Regions from separate parts of the Homo sapiens genome. Here all the other regions are linked to region 4. A link is a contact called in ENCODE Hi-C data. All regions are on one chromosome and are shown on one strand. Each heading gives the region's core, a stretch centred on a gene start or an enhancer-like site at or near the end of the contact. The rest is flanking DNA. Distances are from core to core; before and after follow the strand shown.

What was found. Hi-C counts contacts between places; a loop is a spot of excess contacts on that map. Pooled maps may share reads with other maps.
Region 1: a loop to region 4 is called in a map of CD8-positive, alpha-beta T cell, with 8 times the contacts of the local background. The contact joins the promoter of DLEU2 here to the promoter of NUDT15 in region 4. A Hi-C loop is called at or near these places in 2 of 168 maps with a recorded cell type or tissue (CD8-positive, alpha-beta T cell and naive thymus-derived CD4-positive, alpha-beta T cell) and 7 of 50 pooled maps.
Region 2: a loop to region 4 is called in a pooled map, with 4 times the contacts of the local background. The contact joins the enhancer-like site here to the promoter of NUDT15 in region 4. A Hi-C loop is called at or near these places in 5 of 50 pooled maps.
Region 3: a pooled map shows a loop between it and region 4 (11-fold over the local background). The contact joins the promoter of TPT1-AS1 here to the promoter of NUDT15 in region 4. A Hi-C loop is called at or near these places in 12 of 50 pooled maps.

What each region holds. Positions count from the first base shown.
Region 1 is chr13:50,124,054-50,127,015 of GRCh38, reverse strand. It overlaps DLEU2 (deleted in lymphocytic leukemia 2), which reads left to right and starts at 1,475. Exons shown (of 14, transcript NR_152566.1): 1 at 1,475-1,714. The region is part of intron 2 of DLEU1 (deleted in lymphocytic leukemia 1); the gene reads right to left. RefSeq lists silencers at 1,023-1,352, 1,383-1,592, 1,913-2,422, 2,503-2,962 and an enhancer at 644-1,354.
Region 2 is chr13:50,892,446-50,895,609 of GRCh38, reverse strand. The region is part of intron 1 of RNASEH2B-AS1 (RNASEH2B antisense RNA 1); the gene reads left to right. Among named protein-coding and RNA genes, the nearest start is that of RNASEH2B, 16 kb to the left of the region's middle. RefSeq lists enhancers at 1,875-2,024, 1,495-2,034. Within about 2 kb of position 1,914, at least 8 of the 41 ENCODE cell types and tissues checked have a DNase peak (open chromatin) inside an H3K27ac peak, as active enhancers do.
Region 3 is chr13:45,339,746-45,342,866 of GRCh38, reverse strand. It overlaps TPT1-AS1 (TPT1 antisense RNA 1), which reads right to left and starts at 1,522. Exons shown (of 11, transcript NR_024458.1): 1 at 1,480-1,522. It overlaps TPT1 (tumor protein, translationally-controlled 1), which reads left to right and starts at 1,684. Exons shown (of 6, transcript NM_003295.4): 1 at 1,684-1,825; 2 at 2,082-2,155; 3 at 2,683-2,873. The coding sequence starts at 1,798. LOC124903169 (a long non-coding RNA gene) reads right to left here and starts at 1,433. Exons shown (of 2, transcript XR_007063781.1): 1 at 1,237-1,433. RefSeq lists enhancers at 1-245, 1,825-2,614 and silencers at 1,308-1,507, 1,668-1,777, 1,858-1,927.
Region 4 is chr13:48,036,263-48,039,384 of GRCh38, reverse strand. It overlaps NUDT15 (nudix hydrolase 15), which reads right to left and starts at 1,659. Exons shown (of 3, transcript NM_018283.4): 1 at 1,481-1,659. The coding sequence starts at 1,638. LOC124903172 (a long non-coding RNA gene) reads left to right here and starts at 1,393. Exons shown (of 2, transcript XR_007063788.1): 1 at 1,393-1,779. RefSeq lists enhancers at 1,163-1,322, 1,373-1,612, 779-1,654, 1,655-2,531.

The DNA.
Region 1 (2,962 bases), core at 226-2,725, 2.1 Mb before region 4:
TGACGATCCCACCACCTAGTCTCCCTCTTAAAAGAGGGCAGGCAAGCCTGGAAAGGTTTCCCAAATAGAGGCAAACTTATTGCTGTCTTGACTGGCCCAGCGAAAGCGCTCTCAGCACTGGCTGAGCCCAGTGCCCAGCCAGGAAGCTCGGCTCGGGTTGCGCGAGTCCTTGAAGAGTCCCCCACGGCCTGCAGTTGGCCCGAATGAGGGTCTGTGCGCGGGAACGGTTTCCCCAAACCCCTTAAGTAATAACATAACCCTTCCAGACTGTTCATCACACTGTTCAGCTGCCAGGAAAGGTGCGACGCGCTTCTTGCCCTCGTCCCAGCTCAGCTCTAGTTTCTTCCGCCAGTGAGCTGAGAAGCCAAATTATTTTATTCCCACCCTGTAAAGTTAAACTGCAATATACATAAATCACTCAGGGAAGCTGCTAAGATAAATAACACTCAAATGAGCTACTTGCACTTGGTATTGTTGTAAGGCCTTCCTCTGGTGTTTACCGCCCTCCTTGTTTACATGAAGCTCAGGAACAGCGGCTTTAGGCCGGTAGGGAGCTCAGTTTCATTTCAAGGGTATGGCAAGGCCTATCATTTCGTCATAAGGCTTTGAAGGAAAGTTCGTCTGTTTTTGTCTCACATCTAACTTCCAGTAACTTCTCAAAAACTATATTCTTCCAACTGTAGCTCCGGTCTGCAAACTCCCTTCTCCCTAGCTGTCCGGGAAGGGGGACTCGAGCTCGCGCAACGCCCCGCTGCACCTGCGGAGGAGGGAGAGCGTCTGGGTGCGCCATGGAACGCCCGCACCGCGCTTCCCGCGCTCCGCCCGCCTGCCCGCGAACGGCTGCGAGCCACCCCCGCATCCCTCACACCTCTGCCCTCCCCAGTCGTGCGCGGGAGAGGGGGCTAGCACCGCAATGCCTGGAAGAGCGGCCGCGCGAGGGGCCTGGGGACAGGACAGCCTCCCGGCTCCGAGGCGAGGCCCGAATGCGCGCACACTCGGCGAGCGGGGCGGCGACTGGGGAGCCGGAGACGAGAGAGGGCGGAAGTGCGGGACGCCCCGCAGCACTCCCACAGGTCGCGGAGCCCGAGATCCTCGTCGGGTGGCGAGGGCGTGGGTGCCCACGCTATGCGTGACGCCTGAGCCGCGGCCCGAGCCCACGAGCTGGGTGAGGCCGCTGCCGCCGCCGCCGCCACGAAGCCTGGCGGGCGGCGCGGAGCCCCGGGGAGCTGGTTTTCCCGGGCGGGCACGTGACGGGGTTGGCAGCGTTCGGGCCCCGGCTGGGAGGGGGAAGAAGCGGGGAGCAGAAGGCCGCGGGCGGGCGGCTGGCGCGCTGTGTACTTAGGTCGTGTGCTGGGGCTTTTCTCTCCCAGGAGCCGGCGGGGGGAGGGGAGGGGGAGGGGCCACCGCTCCGCCTTCTCCTTTTCGCAATGTTGACGCAATCTATAAATAGTGGAACAAAAGGACCAACTTCCTCGGAGCTTTGCTGAAACTGCACAAAAAATCGAGCCGGGGGGTTCCCTGGTCCCCGGCGATGGGGCGGGGAGCGCTGCGCCGGGGGAGGGGGCGGGCGCGGCGGCGCGGGCCCCGCCGAGGGGGGACACCTGGCTGAGGCACAGCTGCCGCCGTGCCTTTCCGCGCGAGCCCAGAGCTCCGATCCCTGCGCGGGCTCGAGAGCTCGCCCCGAACGGGGGTCTTCCTCCTCCGCCGTTGACAGGTCAGTCCGTACCGCCCCTTTCAACACTGTGGGCTTTCTTTTTCCTCCCCCGAGCCTCCACTTTTAGAAGGGAACTGAGAGGAAAAATAGAACGAGGCGCTGCAGCAACAGCCAGCAAATCTGCAACCCCAGCAGTCCACACGGCAGGGGTGGCCGAGGGGGCTCAAGGAGGCGGTCCCCGCCTGGCCCCTCGTCGTATGGCCGGTGCCTGCGCCGCAGCCAAAGACGGAGGACTGGCGTGCGCCACCCGGGCGGTAGGGAGAGCGGAGGCGCGGGCCGCCTTGCTGGGGTCGAGGAGGGGCTCCCGGCTGCTTCTCTCGCCCGTGGGCCGACCCCCGGAGGCTACGCGTCAGGGCCCGGAGGCCGCTGCATGCGCCTCGCTCCCTCCGAGCTCGGACCCGGCGCCTCAGCTTCGTCCTCTAACTGCTGTGGGAGGATGGAGCAGAGAAGCGCTGTCGCTGCACGCCGCCGTGCCCCCTGGCTCTGGTGCCCACGCAGCCAGCAAGCACTGAGCTGGGGGGCAGGGTGGAACCGGGGCACGCTCGCTTCTCGGAGCCTCGGACCTGAGCGCGAGCGCCCGCCGCGCCGCCGTGGCGGTTCCACAGGGCGCGGGGAGGGGGCGGAGCTGGCGCTGTTGACAGCGGTGCCGGAGCGGGGAGGGCGAAAGTTGGGGAGAGGGGGCGGGGGAGAGGTGGGAGTCGGGGCTGGGGGAGAGAGCGCGCGCGCGGGCTTCGGCGGGGAGAGGGGGGCCGGGTCATGTGATGTACAGACACCCCCGCTACAGGCTGGCTGCAGGGGTGACGTCACCACCCTTGACTGCAGGGGGTGGCACTTCCGCTCCCTCCCCAGCTGCTCCCCAGCCCCTGGCACCGCCGGCTGGAGCCCTTTCGCAGTTTGAGTGGGCAGAGGGAGAGAGGGGTTTTCCTTCTGGCCCCAGCCCGACTGCTTCTCCCGCCGCCCGGAGTCCCCGCCCTGGGACCGGAATGGGAGCCGCGGCCGCCCCCTCCCGACGCGTCCCATTGTGTGAGCGGGCGGCGCAGGGCGGAGGCTGGTGCCGGCCCCCCGCAACTCTGCGCTCCCGAGGGGGCGGGGGCGGACCCCGCGCAGTCAAGGCCAGGTCCAGCCGCCCGCCGGCTCCTCCTTCCCCAGAGCGCCGTCCGCGCGCGGGAAGTCCGACGCTGTCGACTCGGTCCGGACACCGCGGCCTCGCCCGCGTCCCTGGGGCGCCGGGTGGTGAGAGACCCGCTG
Region 2 (3,164 bases), core at 665-3,164, 2.9 Mb before region 4:
TTGGGAGAATAACCCACTAAAAGAAGCTCACACCCTTGGGTCAACCACAGTGCTCTAGCACTGGAAAAAGAGGACAACATTGAGTTATATTGTTTACTACTTAGAGCTTCTTCTGGCCCAGTCCCTGGGATTAGTAGTTAAATTCTAGGAAAATTTCAGAGACATTGGAGTACAAATTACTCATAAGACCACTTAAATTAATTAAGTAGTTTCACCTACGAGGAATCAAAATACCTGACTCAAGCTTGTGTATGCAATAAGAACATTTATCTACATAACTGGATTTCAAAGGTAGGGCAGCATTAGTTTCATCCTAAGACTGGTTCTCCTTGTGCTCGCAATATGGCTGCCAGTGGCCATGGGGGATATATACTTCCTGGTATACAATGTAACATGAAATATGAGTCCTTGTTTTTATTCTGCTTATTTCATCTCGGATTATGGTGCCCATCCCTGTACTAATCTCAGGGGATGGAAGACTGCCATTGGCTTCACCTAATTAGGTTCTATCACCAGTGATCCAGATATGGTCAGTTTCCTCTGAGGTATTTGGAAAATAGGTAGTTTTCTGAAAATTACTTTGGTTCTCTAAAGTACTAATGAATATTTTGCAGAAAATGAACACCTTCCATGACTCTCACCCACTGGTGTCTGGGCTGGTGGGACAAGAGAGCATCTGCTGTTTGATGAAATAAATTTATGTTGAGGTTATCAGAGCAGGAGGTTGTTGACAAGCACGGGTGTCTATAATGGTCTTGTAAGAGCTGAAAGTGTTACTGGCGGTGAATCTGTATAGGTCTGCAGCAACAATTCTTACCTTCTCAGAAGAAAGAATTTGGCTCAGGGGCATAAGGCAGAGTGAGAGACTGAGGCAAGTTTTAGAGCAGTGGTGAAAGTGTATTAAAAAGCTTTAGAGCAGGAATGAAAGGGAGTAAAGTACACTTGGAAGAGGGCCAAGCAAGCAACTTGGGAGATCAAGTACACAGTTTGACCTTTTGACTTTGAGTTTTATATGCTGACATACTTACAGGGTCTTGGGTCCCCTCTCCCCTGATTCTTCCCTTGGGGTGGGCTGACCACTTGTGTGCTAGTGCTTGGGAGGGGCCGCATGCGCAGTGTGTTTACTGGAGTTGTACACATGCTTACTTGAAGCACTCTTCTCTTACCAGTTGATTGCTCCTAGAAGGTCATATACCAGTCAAACTCTGCCATTTTGCCTCTTAGTGTGCATGCTTGAACCCACTGGCCCAACTCCTGAGATCTTATCCGGAAGCTGCTGATCACCAGTTTCAGGTGTTTTCTATCTATTGGGAGGCTGCCTTTCCCTGGCATCTGGGTTTCTCATTCACTGCTATTGACTTGGGCCGAAATTACATGTTCCATGCAGCTGGAAGGAAGTTGCCTAAGAAAAGCTATCAAACACTTGTGAGGATTGGAGACTACAGCAAATCCACAAGTGATGAACCTGCTGGCTAGTTCAAGAAAATTCAAGAAATATATTTGGACAGACCTCTAGAGATTTGGCTAAAATAAAGAAGAGCAGACACTTAAAAAAGTATTTTTTCTTTGATTTGTGGTATAATTTTAAATCATGAATCTAACCCATTTCTTGATAGGTGGGTTTGAACTACAGAAATTCTAGTTCAACTTTTACCTCTTCTGAAGGCATCATTTTAATGTTAATGCATGTTGATATATGTCTCCTTTCTTTAGCAATAGGACTTCCTTGAGCTGATTAGAGTAGCTGTGCCATCTGCAAAAACTCTACCTTAATGCATCTACTTTAAAACCTTGAAAACCTTAATGCATCTACTTTGCATGTAAACAGGGAGCATGGCTGTGGCCTAACTGAATTTCAATGCCTGTAAGTGTGGTTTCCTGAAAAAGAAAATGAAACCCTGTCTCCATGTCTTCACAGCATGCATACTTTTTTTTTTTTTAAACTGTGCATCTGAGTCACACTGAACAACTCTCTTTCTACTCCAAAGGGGGAAAATAAGTTAAATTTATGTTTCATGCCTGTAAGGCATTTTAAAGTTAATCGGGCCCTTTGGGCCTAATTTAATTTGTGTAAGATTGCTGTTGATGATTAGAATAGCTATTTAAGATTTTTGTTAACAGTCTGTTATGTGGACTTAATGGAAGCACTCCAAAAGCAGTCTGTTCACTTTCCCCTGTCAAATTCAGGTTACAGAGCCTTCACAGATGTGAGTAGACATCAATACGAAAAGGGGATAGAACACAAATTAAAATCAGAAGTGTACTCAAACTGCCAGTGTTGAGCTTTGGTTAAAAACATCTGTCACATAAAAGCAAACACTCAGAGCCGTTACGTCTTGTAACAGTTGTCTTTATTTTTCATATCTTTGGCATTTTCATCATTTCATGTTAGTGCTGTCTTTGGAATTTTTCATACAAGTGATTGCTTTTTTTAACATCACTGATTTCTCTACACAAACATTTGTAAGGCTTTTGTCTCAACACTACAAAGAGAGAGAATATCAAGCAGAGCTGGAATTTGAATGGTCTCGTAGAATCTGAAAAATGCTAAATGACGAGTTAATGGGTGCAGCACACCAGCATGGCACATGTATACATATGTAACTCACCTGCACATTGTGCACATGTACCCTAAAACTTAAAGTATAATAATAATAAAAAAAGATTTTACTTTAAAAAAAAAAAAAAAGAAAAATCGGCTGACCAACGCAGAGCACTTTAGCGAAGTGAATGTATTTGACTCATTCTGGCCAACATTAGATCAAACTCTCCCTTTGATTCCTGCTACAAGGTTATTTTTCATCGTTTCAAAATTTACAGCTACCATTCTTATTTTACAGATGTCAGTGATCATAAGAAGCCCAGGTCTCCCTTCGGTACTATCAAGGAGATTTCAGGATGCTCTTGAGTCACTTTCCTGATATTTGTCATAAATCACATCTATTTTTTTCAGAGTTAAGATTTTATTTCTCTCATTACTTTGTTTCATAGCTTTTACAATTTCATTCCTTTATTCTGTTTTCATTTTCTGTTTTCCAGGCGTTGTATTTCAAAACCATGGCCCTTCTATTTCCTCTTTCTTATTGTTTTTCTCTTCCATGTTCACTTCTGCCTTCCTTAATTTTCTTTCCCTTCCTTTACTCTCATTTCTTTCACAGAGTGAG
Region 3 (3,121 bases), core at 273-2,772, 2.7 Mb after region 4:
GCTTCCCGGGTTCAAGCGATCCTCCTGCCTCAGCCTCCCGAGTAGCCGGGATTACAGGCGCGTGTCGGGATCACACGTGTGAGCCACCACGCCCAGTCCCCCCATCTTCTTAAAGGGGTTAATTTCTTGGCTCTTGCATTTTGACTTTTCCATCATTCCAATTGCCATCCTGTGTCCTGCTCTTTCCCAAGGGTTGCATTCTTACTCTGCTGAATGCTATATTATTGGATTTATGAACAATTGTTAATGTATTATAATTGTCTGATACTTTGATTTACCAGAATGAACACTTCTATAAGTAGGACTGGATCGAACTTGTTCACAATTGGAATCTTGGTGCAAATCCTAGTTCTAAGGGATACAAAGCACAAAATATTTGCGAAATAGAACAAGCTTTCAGACTTCATACTGGCATGTATCTTTGCCTTATGCCAAAGATGTGACGATGTGACTAAATACGGAAGTTTTGTTTTGCTATTGAGCCAAGGTCTTGCTCTGTCATTCAGGCTGGAGCGCAGTGGTGCAATCATAGCTCAGTGTAACCTCCAACTCCCGGGCTCAAGCGATCCTCCCAGCTCAGCCTCCCTAATAGCTGGGATTACAGGCAGGCACCACCGCACCCAATTAATTTTTAATTTGTGTGTGTGTGTGTGTGTGTAGAGACAGGGTTTCAGTAGTTGCCTCCCAAAGTTCTGGGATTACAGGCATGAGCTACCATGCAGGACCTGTTTTGTTTTAATACTTAGTAATTGGGTGTAAAGTCCTTCAAAAAACAGGTGGGGCAGGTGGGAAACTCCCTTTGTGTGACCCTCTAGCACCAGGGATAAAATTTCAACTTCATCTTAAAGCGACAACATACTTTTCCAAGACCAAGTGCGAAATAGTAAAGGGAAGAGCTAGCTCCGTAGCCGTCCGCCACAGAATGCCACAAGCTTTCAATTATGGGACAAAATTGGAACACATGGAAACCCTGTGCAGACTCCCGTGACATCTTCCCTCCTCTCCAAGTCCCTTCCCACAGACCTTGCGCCCCACACGATTATTCCCCAGGGGCCGAGCAGGACGACTTGGGTCCCACTATCCGGACTCAGCGGTGCCCCCACAAAAGCGTCCCAAAAACTCCAGCTGGGGCAGCCCTGGGGCAGATGCTGAAAAGTTGTCAGAGGCCCTCGGGCAGTCCCGAGATCTACCCCAGGCCAGAGGGCCTGACCCTCCCTAAATGCGACGTTCTCCTACCTTGGTTGATACTCACGTTCCCAGAAAAGGGTGGAACCTAGGCTGGACGAGGCGCAGGGCCAAAGTTTAATTCCTCTAAGCTCCACCCAGCTCCCAGCACCTCTCCAGGCGGCCCCGTGGGGTAGGGCGGAGCCGGGTCCAACGTACTCCGCTTCCCCCGCTCCACCCACCCAGGGCTAGGGAGCGCCCCGAGAGTTGGCCTCCTCCCACGCTGCGCGCGCACCTCCCCGCCCCCACCCCTACCCGCTGGCGTGCCCAGTGGAACGGAGCCTTGTGTCTCCGCCTCAAGTCCCCGGATGCTCACCTCCCCGACTCGCCCCCGCTGTGGCCCCGCCCCCGCGCGGCTCTTCGTGCCACGTCACCGCCTGCGTCGCTTCCGGAGGCGCAGCGGGCGATGACGTAGAGGGACGTGCCCTCTATATGAGGTTGGGGAGCGGCTGAGTCGGCCTTTTCCGCCCGCTCCCCCCTCCCCCCGAGCGCCGCTCCGGCTGCACCGCGCTCGCTCCGAGTTTCAGGCTCGTGCTAAGCTAGCGCCGTCGTCGTCTCCCTTCAGTCGCCATCATGATTATCTACCGGGACCTCATCAGCCGTGAGTCCTCACTGCACTATCCTTACTGCCGCACACGGGGGTCTGGGGTGCGGGTGGGGGCGGGGAAGGCGCAGCCGTCGCGGGCCTAGGGGACGCCGGCGGTCTTAGCCGAGCGCGGAGGGGTCGGTGCCCGGGGCTCGCGCCCAGCTCTGGTGTGCTACGGAGGGGCAGATCCCGCGTGCGGCCGCCGGCGCGGGAAATGCGGGAAATGGCGGCGCCAGGCGCACGGTGATGGGCGGCTCTGTGTATCCGGCAGACGATGAGATGTTCTCCGACATCTACAAGATCCGGGAGATCGCGGACGGGTTGTGCCTGGAGGTGGAGGGGAAGGTGAGTCGGTCGGGCCTGCGCGTGGGGGAGTCCGGGCCGAGCGGGCTCGGGTTTCCTCCGCTCCCCCGCCTGAGGTTGTGCAATCCTCCCCGCCGCCTCCTGGCGGAGGAGACGCTCTTTCCGGGCTTGGGTTTTTCTAGAAAACTGGAGGCGGAGCTGATCCTGGAAATAGGCCCGCCGCCTCGGCGCCCATCCTCCTCCCGGGGTTGTCCGGGACATGATGCTTCCGGCTTAGGAGCCTGGAGTCCTTTCGTGTTTGTCCTGTCCCCACTTACCAACCGGAGGCATCACATGCCCGCAACTGGAAACAACTTTTTAATGACCCCATTTTTTGTTCCGGCCAACAGACAACTCTTTTAAGTTAGGTCGTTTTGAGAAATCCACGGGTCACAACTTTATTCCCAAAATGGTGCTTTTTTTATTTTCAGCAAGAACTAAGAATACTTCTTATCCGTGAACTATTGGCGTGGAAGGTGCTTTGGATGCGTTTGTGTCTTTTGCAATTATACTGCTTTTTCTTAATGCAGATGGTCAGTAGGACAGAAGGTAACATTGATGACTCGCTCATTGGTGGAAATGCCTCCGCTGAAGGCCCCGAGGGCGAAGGTACCGAAAGCACAGTAATCACTGGTGTCGATATTGTCATGAACCATCACCTGCAGGAAACAAGTTTCACAAAAGAAGCCTACAAGAAGTACATCAAAGATTACATGAAATCGTAAGTGATACTGGCAGTACCTAGCTGATGTCTAGAATCTTACAGGATTTAAAGATTGGCTAACTTTTGAGGTTCTTTCGCAGTGGGTATACTTTTGTGAAAGTCCTTGCTTTTTTATTAATGAGTTCACGGAAAAGAGTGGTTGCTTTTCTATAATATGAGCATACTGAAGCCTGCAGTCTGTTTCCGTTTAGAATTAGAATAGTATTTTGAAAATAGTCAACAAGAAATGTAAACATTCTTGAAAG
Region 4 (3,122 bases), core at 410-2,909:
AAGGGTGAAAGCTCTTGGGTAAATCTGAAATGTGTCCCTCGGAGTTTCCAGATGCAGATGAATACAGAGGTAGAGCAAGGAAAAAGGGCAGCAGTGGAAATATCATTCCCATTGTGTGTTTCCTTTGGGCCAAGCAGATGCCACAAGAGACTGCTGGGTAATCAAATAGGAGATCCCAGTAGAAAGAAAATGTGGGGTGATGTGCTAAAAGCAAGAGCTAGGAGGTGGGCCAGCATCACAGAAAGCCCGTCACCTATGTCAGGAAAATCTCTGTGGGACTTCCCAACAACTGACAAACATACCCTGAGAAAGCACACATGTGGATATCATGCCCAGAGGACACCAATGGATGGATCAGAGCAGCATCAGTCACCTGAATGGCTTGCTCTCTCTCCTCCTCCAACACACTGGAGAAAGAAGGAAACTCAGAGACAGCCAGGTGAGAAGAGGAGGAGGATACAGAAAAGCAGAACAATGGCTCACACCTCCTTTATGCACTGCAGGGGAGGGATTAGAAACTGGAAGTGACACTGAAGGTTTAAATTGGATTGGACTTTTAAATGCTTGGAAGTGAATCATACTGACCCAAATGTGATTTATTTTTATAACCAAGTGACAAGAAAACTATAGAATTTGCAGGAAACGTCACTGAAGAGGGAAAGAAAAAATCATGTTTGAAGGCAGTGGAAGGAGAAAATAAAACCATTTCCTGTTTGTTCTCCCATCAAATTTAGCCCACTGAGTATGCCAGTTATGTAAAGATCAAATGAAAGTATACATGCAAAGAGCTTGGCATATTATCCAGCCTTTAACAAAAAGCCCATTAGAGCTCAATGTTGGCTATGGTCATTGACCTCACGGGTGGATCACCTGAGGTCAGGAGTTCGAGACCAGCCTGGCCAACATGGCGAAACCCCGTCTCTACTAAAAATACAAAAATTAGCACGGCGTGGTAGCGGGCGCCTGTAATCCCAGCTACCAGGAGGCTGAGACACAAAAATCGCTTGAACCCAGGAGGCGGAGGTTGCAGTGACTGGAGATAGCACCACTGCACTCTGGCCTGGGCTACAGAGCGAGACACAGTCTCAAATCAATCAATCGATCAATCAATCAATCACATGGAAACGGTGCAATGTCTTAGCTGACAATATCGGGCTGCTGGAGGTTTACACACACCTGCTTTCCTCCTTTTGTGTGTAAGCTGTGAGAAACACACCTCACAGACGAACTCCCAACCACCACCCAGCAGGGGCGCAGCCGGAAAGACCCAGCTAGCAAAGACCTCGCCTGACCCAGCACAGCGCCCCCTCCTGGGCGCGATCCTACGTCGCCCAGAAGTCGAGGGGAGGAACCGAGGGAACGCGCAAGAAAGGACGCAGCGTCAGCGCGGACGTTCTCACGCACGGCACACGGAAGCAAGCACGGCGTGAGTTCGTCCCTCTGCGCACGCCCCGGTTTCCTCGCGTCCGCGGCTGCTCACCCGAACTCCAGATGACCTCCAGGGAGTTGGAAACTGCCAGCTCCAACCGAGCCTTTCCTCTTCCCCAGGAGGACGCAACGCGGATGCTTGCAGCTGGTCACCACGACTCCGACTCCGACTCCTGGCCGCCGCCCGCGCGGCTGTGCGCTGGCCGTCATAGCGCGCGGGAGGACGCGCCTGGCAGCGGCAGGAAGTGACGCGCTCACTACCCCGTCCCGCGGCCGCAGCCAATCTCTCCCCGCGAGGGCGGAGGCGCCGAAATCAAAGCGAGAGCGCCTCGGCCTCTCCAGCTGTCCGCGGTGCGTAATGCGTCGCGGAGGGCTATCAGGTTGGGGAATGCCGTGTTTCCTTCCGAAGGGCAGCGTGCCTTAGAGTTTCGCTGTAACTAAAGTCGCTTACAGTTGTGCTTTGAATATTCATCACCCGTCAGCCTATCCACTCCCAGATTCCTGCAAACCATGCATTTACATGTACAAGCCGCCTGCTCTTACCAACCTCGGCACCACTGCACATTCTTTTTTCCGTGAATGACCTCGCCCACCATGGTGCACCCATTTGCCCTGTAGCTCAAATCAGCGTGGTACCAGGATAAGGATAGGTCGTTTAGAAACATCCCATTATAAACAACTATGCTTAAGGTATATTCATAAGTCATGGGAGGAAATAAAGGCTAATTGATAAATCATGCTGGGAAGAGTTAGTTACAAACAGTGGAAAACAGACATTTTCAGATGTTTGCACACCATGCACCATGCAAAATACAAACCAGCTGAATCATAAAAACAAATGACTAGTTACTGGGAGGGTTTTCTCTCTTTCTCATTATTTTTACTTCTACCAAAGTAATGTGCACATACTGGTAATTTTATTTTATTTTAATTTTCACCAAGCTAGCTAATTTTCTTTCTTTTTTTTTTTTTTGTGGAGGTGGGCTGTCGGTCTTTTGTCGAGGCTGATCTCCAACTCCTGTCCTCAAGCAGTCCTTCCACTTGGGCCTACCAGAGTGCTGGGATAACAGGCGTGAACCACTGCGCCTGACCTATAGCTATAATTTTAAGAAGTAAAATGGTGCAAAAACCGCAACAAGAGCAACCTGACCCTCCTACTTTCAGAAACAATCACTTTTAACTCTTTGAACTGTATTTCTGATATTTGCCTACTTATTTCTAAGTAATATGCTTACTCTCCATGTTATACTAAATGGGTATTAAGCTTTTCACAGCATCTCTCCTCACTATCAACATTCACATTCATTACAAAGGTACTTACAATATCTTCTCAAAAAATGGTAGTATATAAAAAGGATAATATATTGAACAATGAGATTAATCCCAGAAATACTAGGTTGGCTTAATATTTGAAAAGCCAATGTAATTCAGCATATTAACAGAGGGAGAAAGGAAATACATATAATCATCTCAATAGATGCAGAAAAAAATTAATAAAATCCGATACTCAGTTGTGATTAAAAAAACTCCACAAAATCTCTGAGCAAACTAGAAATAAAATGAAACTTTAACATGATATATGGCATCTACAAAGACCTACAGCTAACATCATATTTAATGACTGTTTTGAGCTGAATTGTGTCCCCTCAAAATTCCTATGTCGAAGTCCTATCCCCCAGTACCTCAGCATTTGG